Regions from separate parts of the Homo sapiens genome. Here all the other regions are linked to region 2. The links are chromatin loops, found by intact Hi-C in ENCODE. Cell type or tissue: chondrocyte. All regions are shown on one strand. Region 1 overlaps DLGAP1 (DLG associated protein 1). Region 2 holds the start of DLGAP1 (DLG associated protein 1). Region 3 has its middle 58 kb from the start of LINC01892.

What was found. Hi-C counts contacts between places; a loop is a spot of excess contacts. Peaks named below come from ENCODE experiments on the same cell type or tissue, not always from the same donor. Only the 100,000 strongest peaks of a DNase experiment are listed, where the experiment ranks them.
Region 1: it touches region 2 in a loop (9-fold over the local background); 5 of 110 quality-filtered maps call a loop at or near these places.
Region 3: a loop joins it to region 2, with 4 times the contacts of the local background. A loop is called at or near these places in 4 of 110 quality-filtered maps.

Annotation. Positions count from the first base shown.
Region 1 is chr18:4,105,524-4,108,023 of GRCh38, reverse strand. All of the region lies in intron 2 of DLGAP1 (DLG associated protein 1), which reads left to right. Among named protein-coding and RNA genes, the nearest start is that of DLGAP1-AS4, 140 kb to the right of the region's middle. In chondrocyte, CTCF peaks have their summits at 1,205 and 1,415 (motif pointing left); no DNase peak of the experiment used is centred here.
Region 2 is chr18:4,453,134-4,455,633 of GRCh38, reverse strand. It overlaps DLGAP1 (DLG associated protein 1), which reads left to right and starts at 327. Exons shown (of 13, transcript NM_004746.4): 1 at 327-628. RefSeq lists a silencer at 178-307. In chondrocyte, CTCF peaks have their summits at 129 and 1,297; DNase peaks (open chromatin) are centred at 283 and 1,543.
Region 3 is chr18:5,022,014-5,024,513 of GRCh38, reverse strand. No RefSeq gene overlaps it. Among named protein-coding and RNA genes, the nearest start is that of LINC01892, 58 kb to the left of the region's middle. In chondrocyte, CTCF peaks have their summits at 805 and 1,005 (motif pointing right); no DNase peak of the experiment used is centred here.

The DNA of each region.
Region 1 (2,500 bases), 350 kb after region 2:
ATGTCCCTGCTTCCACTGTTTTCTCAAGTTACTCAGTATGCCTAGGGGCTATATTTTGAGGTAGCATTTTCTGCACCCCATCTATAGATTTTTCAATTCTTAGAGTAAATAAACAAAAACCAAGATTTTTCTTCGGACCTGAAACACTAAAAGAAAAATCTAGAAAGAAAATCAGACACACAAACACCAAATGGAAGAATAAAAAACTTAAAAGGAAATAGAATCTGGCAATCAAATAATGTTGCTTTGACTCTCATTTTAGCTAAAAAGCAAGCGAGTTTCAATATTACTATTCATTACATTACATTCATTTCTATCGTAGAGAGATAAATCAATTTATTTTTAACAGCTTTGTTAAGAAATAATTTACACATCACTCAGTTCACCAATTTAAAATGTGTAGTTCAACGGTTTTTGGTATATTTATTAGCAGTGCTACGCAACCATCACTACAGCCTAAATATTAAAACCTTTCAATTTCATCCCCCCAGAAAGAAACCCTGAAATCCCTTTTTTCATAATGGTGAGGCAGAAGGCATTGTAATCCATTCTGGGTCATGGGGAACAAGTACATTGGGAAGCAGGATAGGGAAAGGGGAGCCAGACGTAGCTAGAGGAGGGTCGGTATTCTTCATCGATCGCACGGGCTTCCTGTGCTTCTACTAAAAGACAGCTTCCAGACGGCTTTCCCTAGTAAATTTCGCCGGTGGAAAATTCACTGTGTGATTCCATTTAAGCCTCATGGGAGTGTCAGGCCTTATAGAAAGGCTGAATTGTGAATCACATTCCACTACAGCTTTCTCCCTTTCCTTTCAAAAGGAGTTCAGGCTGAAGTAGAATCTAAGCACCATGTGTGTTTTGCTTCAGCAAAGAGGCAATTGTAATCCAGCGGCGCTGTGTTTTAGCTAGGCAGTTTTAAAACAAATACTTGCATTGGGTTGCTTTTATTAAGCCGCGTGGCTTTCTTTCTCTTTCAGAGACCAAAGTGTTAAAGTAAATCTAGTGCATTTTATTTTAAACGATCAGAATGTGACGAGAACGTTCATTGGCATGAAACAACTATAACAAAATCCACAAATCTTTTCCTTTCTGAGAATTATACACTCCGGATTGATCTAAGAATTGACTGAAATTGGCACACTGGACAGCTCTGTATTCGGGTCTCTCCTGCCTCATCCCTGCCACAGTTTGGGTGAATCTGGATGTCTTGACACTGGACACATCAAATACTAAAGTGGATATATTATTCTGATATTAAAAGCTTTGGTGAAAGTCCTCCTTCAAAAATGCTATTCTTCTACGTACAACTTTTCTGAAGAAACAAAGGAAAACACAGCTTCTGGTTTGTGTTTTGGTCTGAGAAGACAGGCAGCGCCTTGCTTTGTGAAGTTCTGTTCCTCTGTTCTGCCCTCTGCCGGCTGAAGGAAGTACTACTGGCACTTCGTGAGTTGCATTTATGCATTTATTTTAGCAAACCTGGGCACATTTTCTGACCTGCACAGTTAAAACAGCTAAACGCAATGCAGTGGTCAAACTTAAAATTACCAAAGGCAAATACAATTTCTTCTACCCACTCCTCGCCCTAGCCTCGTCCTACACCCACGGAATGTGGAAAGGTGATGCATGCAGGGCTGGGGGCATGACAGCTGATTGTGCAGCCTGCCTTTCTGCCAATGAAATACTAGCGTAATGATTGGAAAAGGGGTGAATTTCCAAGGGCAGAAGTTTCCCTTGGAGGTCTCAGGACTAGAACCCGGGCTTCTGTGTGAGCTACAGCCACATCGTAGGTTTCTTGGCACTGAACGTGCTGTTTTGTGGCCCTTATCCTCTGAGTTGAGATGAGCAATCTTTTCCTGGCCATGTATTGTCTCTGAGCTAGAGACAGTTACCAACTGCTACTTCTTAAAACAAAACAAAACAAAAACCTTTTTTAAAAATTAAGCAGTTTTTAGTTTAATTGCAACTTTTTTTTTTTTTTTTTTTTTTTTTTTTGAGACGGACCCTCGCTCTGTCGCCCAGGCTGGAGTGCAGTGGCGCGATCTCGGTTCACTGCAAGCTCCGCCTCCCGGGTTCACGCCATTCTCCTGCCTCGGCCTCCCGAGTAGCTGGGACTACAGGTGCCCGCCACCACGCCCGGCTAATTTTTTTTGTATTTTTAGTAGAGACGGGGTTTCACCGTGTTAGCCAGGATGGTCTCGATCTCCTGACCTCATGATCCGCCCACCTCGGCCTCCCAAAGTGCTGGGATTACAGGCGTGAGCCACCGCGCCCGGCCTAATTACAACTTTTAAGGCCTCCTTTTCTCCTGATTTTTGGATATCAGAGATAAAAAAGCAACAAACATTTGTAGAAATAGATCGCATTTAAATTACTTTAAATAGCAATACATTTCTGCCATTTACATGTTTCTTTGGGTTAACCCAAAAGTTCAAAGGTTATATCAAAATTTATAAGTTGAAGTAAATACATGTTATTCACAAACTCAACGATAAGTGAGTAT
Region 2 (2,500 bases):
TGGCCGCCTCTCTGTTCCATCCCGGGGATGTTGGGCTTTCCCCTCGGTCCGGGGCGAGCGCACTTCCCACCCGGAGACTGAGCGGGCAGCACTCGCAGGCCAGGAGCGCGTTCCGGGAGGCGCCGGCGCCTCCCCGCGGCCTGGGCGCACGTGCCTGGGCTGGGGCCGGAGCCCGCGGTCGCGCCGCGCCGTAGTAGCTGGGGCGGGTGGGAGCGGCTGGCTCCGGGCCGCGGCCGCCGCCCGCCCGCCGGCTCCGGTGGTTGGGCGGAGGAAGCGCGGGACTCCTCCTCCCCACCGTATTAACATGCACCCAGGGGCGGGTCACCAGCCCAGCCTTGCAGCCCCAGCCCGCCGCGTCCCGGCGCTCAGCCTCCGCTCCAGAGGCGAGCGCTGCGCTTCGGGCGCCGCAATCTCCAGGACACGGCCTCGCGGACACCTTCCGCCTCGGGGAATCGGCAGCATAGGCGGCGCGAACGGCCGCCGCCGCCTCGGCTCCTCTCTCGAGTCCTTCCCGTCACCTCGCTGAGAGCCGGTCCTGGTCGCGGGGACATCTCTCTCCTTCCTCCGAGGCTCGTGGGACCAACGGACGGACGCAGCCAGCGAGGGCCGGACTGCGGGACGCGGCCAGGTAACGCCGGGCTGCGCCGCGGGGCTGGGGCGTGCGCGGCGGCGGCGGTCGCGGCGCGCTGGGTGGCTCCTGGCTGCTGCCTGCCGCGCGGTCGCCGCTTCCCTCGCCCGCGGAGGGGCTGCGGGCTGGGCTCCCCCGGCCGCTGGCTCGAGAGTCCGCGCTCCTTACCCTTTCAGCCGCCCGGGGTGCACTCCCGGGCCCTCCGGGTAACCTGGGATCTCGGGGGCGAGCGCGTCCTCTCCGGCCATGCGGTCCTCGCGGCTCCCCACGGGGACCCAGGCAGGGGAAGGATTTCTAATTGCGACAGGGTCCCGGAAGGGGGAGGGGAGGAGAACACCGGTCCCCTGTCCCGGTCATGTCCACCGGTCAAATTCGCACCCCCACCCCACCCCCGATGCACCTTGCAGGGGAGGAGGGGGCTGCTCCCCGCAGGGCTTTCTCGGCAGGCTCCTGGGTCGTTTGCAAAGCAAGTTGTTGCACTAGCTTTTTGGGTGACATTTTGGCATTGTGGAAAAGGACCAACTCCCCCGTGCGTTTGTAAGAGAAAGCCAAAGAAACAGAGACACAAAGACAGGCACAGAGAGAGAGAGAGAGAGAGAAATGGGGTCCAAGGAGGAGGTCACTGGAGAGTCGCCCCCTGCCCGCGGCCAAGGCCAATTCCCGGAGAATCGCGGGGCGGGCCGGGAGACCCGACATTCAGCGAATTGAATGAGCCGGGCTGGAACCAAGGCCAAACAGGGACCTCTCCTCTGGGCTGGGCGAGATAACACATTGCACTTTCATTGAGGGGCGGCTGCAGCTGGGAGAGGCACCTTCGGAGGGCCCGCGGCGATGAAGACCCTGCTTTCAGGACTTCGGCTGCTGCGCTTTTTGCGGAAGGCGCGCTGTCCCGGCCTCGCTGGGTGGCACCGGGAGGCCGTGGGAAGGGGTGGCCCGTGGCTCGGCTGCCGGCGCCGGAGACACTGAGTGCCTGTGTCCGAGTGCCGCGCTCGCCCCCGGCTGCAGGGCTTGCCTCCAGCCCGACCGTAGCGCTGCGGAATTTTCTGCTAGAGAAGGGGAGGATGTGCGGAGGGCAAGGGGTTAAAGGTAGCCAGGCGGCAAGCAGTGGGACGCTGGGTGGGAGATGTCACGTCTTTTGTGGATCCAGGCGAGACTCTTCACTCCTTACTCCTGACACAGAGACTGACTCCCGGTCGTGGGAGGTGAATGCTCCCTGCCTCCTTCCATAACACGTGAAGTTAGGGAATTACGAGGAAAGACATATAATAAAAGTACCAATTAAAGACAGATCTTTTAGCTTTTGTGGTCTTCGTGAATGGCTTCGTAGAAGGTGAGGATAGATCAGTCTAAGATGTGGTTAGACATGGAGATGAGAAATGCTGAGAACTAGGAAAGCGATTTTAGGTCCTAAGGCAAACATCCTGCAAATTATTTTTTACCCTGAAAGAGCTGTTCTAAAAAGAACAGCCCTTTGACTGTTATTTATAGCACGATTTCAGTTCAGGAAACGACTTTCTATTGGCCTAGGTCATTTTGCATATAAAGCAATACTTTTTATTCCTTGAATAAAACTTGAACGGAAATGACATGGAGGCAAGAAATTTTACAAGATCCTAATTTATTTCATGCCAGAAGAATATAAAGTTTTCTTTAAGTTTTTAAAAGGAAATTCAAGCCTATAAAGAAATAATGAATATGTCTATGCAAAATGTATGATTTTAAAAAGTTTAAGTTATAAACGCTACCCTTGGTTCAGAAAATTCATACTCTGGCATGAAACAAGAAAGTTCATAGAAGTCAGGTGTCAGTAGCCCTGTTCTTAATTTCCTTTAGATTTAGTACTTAAATGTAAAGTTGTTTCAGTTGGTTAGT
Region 3 (2,500 bases), 570 kb before region 2:
TTTGAGGCAGCTGAATGTGGGACATTTTATGCAAGTCTAAGAAAGTTTAATTTGATCAAACATAAGATGGTTACTTATTTTTTAAAATAAAACTTGATGTAACAAGAAGTGTTTTAGGTAGATTAAACTGTGACAATATTATACAATGTATTAGAGTAGTAACAATAGAAAGAAACAGGCACCAGGTGATAAAATTCATGATGTTAGATTCAAAGGTTTTAAATTTTTGGCAGCAGAAATTAAGATAATTATGGTGATTCCTTGAATGCAAAGAGTAAGAGAGTTACAGAGTGAGAAGAATCAAATGCTTCAGTCTTTAGACTATAAGGATTGAATAGCTGAGAAAGAAAGCTTTTGGGGATAGTGACCAACGATGAGAGGTTTTAATATTTCCATTTTTATTCGCTAAATTAAATTGGTGAATTGAGGTGAGTAACACATATTTTGCAAGTAATGAAACTGAAGCTAATATTAGTTACTACCTATGCAACATTATATTTTAATTTGGGATTTCCAAGTCAGCTCAGGACTCTGTGATTTATTTATTATTTATGCATTGATTGAAATTTATGATTTTTTTTTTTTTTTTGAGACAGAGTCTTACTCTGTCAGCCAGGCTGGAGTGCAGTGGCAGGATCTCAGCTCACTGCAACCTCTGTATCCCAGGCTCAAGCAATTCTCCTGCCTCAGCCTCCCAAGTAGCTGGGATTACAGGCGTGTGCCACCATGCCTGGCTAATTTTTGTATTTTTAGCCGAGATGGGGTTTCACCATGTTGGCCAGACTGGTCTCGAACTCCTGACCTCAGGTAATCCACCCGCCTCTGCCTCCCAAAGTGCTGGGATTACAGGCGTGAGCCACCTCGCATGGCCGAAATTTATGATACTTTACTAGCCATATGACAGTTGCCAATTTATGGCTTCTGCTCCACATTCACCCTTCAATTACCTTCTCCACTGTAATGAAGCATTTCTTTGCAGCAAGTACAATATCAAGCTTTGCCAGTAGAGGGAGCTGGAGGGAGATTGGAGAAAGAGAGAGCTTCCTAGTTCCACAGCTGCTGCTGCGGCTGGTGGTGTGCTGCTTTTCCATGGATTTATCAGCAGTATGTGTGTATATACTGGGATGGGGGTGCATTCAGTGATGCTCTACTCTTGCTGTGTGTCCAGACTGCACAATCATTTTGAAAAGTCCCAACTTGACTCTAGCCTGGTGACCACCTTACATGAACACCATGCACCCAAGACCTCCCAATGATGCCTTGCTGGTGACTGGGCTTTTCACTCCCTGACACACCCTTCGTACATTCACCTGCCAGCCTTAACCTCTGTGCAGTTTCTCTAGTGCTGGTCTCCTGCAGATGCTTTCTCCAGAGATCAGCTGTCGTAGCAGCGTAGTTTTCTCTAACCCTGGGATCCTTCAGGGTACATAAATTTTGCAATAGCACAGCTTTCTCCAGCTCTGGCTTCCTGAGGAGTTACCAGAGTAAGGGATTTTTCTTGCACTGGGCTCCTAAGGGCATGATTCCAGAAGTGTTCAGTGGCCAACAGAACCTCTTGGCACCTTAGAGGGCAGATTTTCAGCAAGAACCACTGGTGAGGTCCTTAAGGACTTCCCAGTATTCAGAGAGGTATGCATTTCAGGCTTGGAGGAGCCCTTCTGTGAGTTCCCTAGTCTTAAGGACATTGGTTTTCCCTTATATCTGTTGCTGTTGTGTTCTTAAGAATCCTCTTTAACTCTCACTAGCCAATTTTCCATTATTCCAATTCCATGCTAATAATTCTACGTTAAACTTTTCTTGCTCAGATTACTGTGTGGTTTCTGTCTGCTACCCGGACCCTAAGTGACAAACAGAGGCACTGACCTTGCAACCTCACTCATCTTTTATCATCCTCTGTCAGTGGCCATTCTGTTTTTCTGTATAAGATTGATTTTACTTTATAATGAGCTCTCCATACCTGAAAAAGAATAAGTGACTTTATTCTGAATTATGTAGATCCTGGAGATCCAACTCATTTATGGAGAATAGTTTCAAGCTGCTGACTTGAGTAGGAGAATTCTTCATGGAATAGAGCAAGAAATAGTGGATCTCAAAGGCAGGAATCTGACTTTTCCTTTGTCAGCAGGCAACTGGCACCAGCTTTTGTCTTTCTTTTCTCTATTTTCTCCTTTCTCGTTTTTATCGCGAGTAGGAAGGAACTGAAAGAATACTACAGGATTGGAATTAGACTGCATGGGACTGGGGGGATAGAATTAATTATGGCAAGCAGAATATTGCTGTTTTTTACGCAAATTCGAATTACTCCAATCAGAAATTGTGACCCGGAAGTGTGGGGTCCTAGGTTCTTATCTTCTGAGAGGAAAGAACTCAACCAAGAGACATGCAGTGATAGTTAAGCATTAGTAAAGTTTATTTAAAATGACAGGACCCCCTGAAATCTGGGTCAGAGTGGGCTGCTTGAGAATAAGACAGCCCAAATTATCACTGTGGAAGCTCCCTT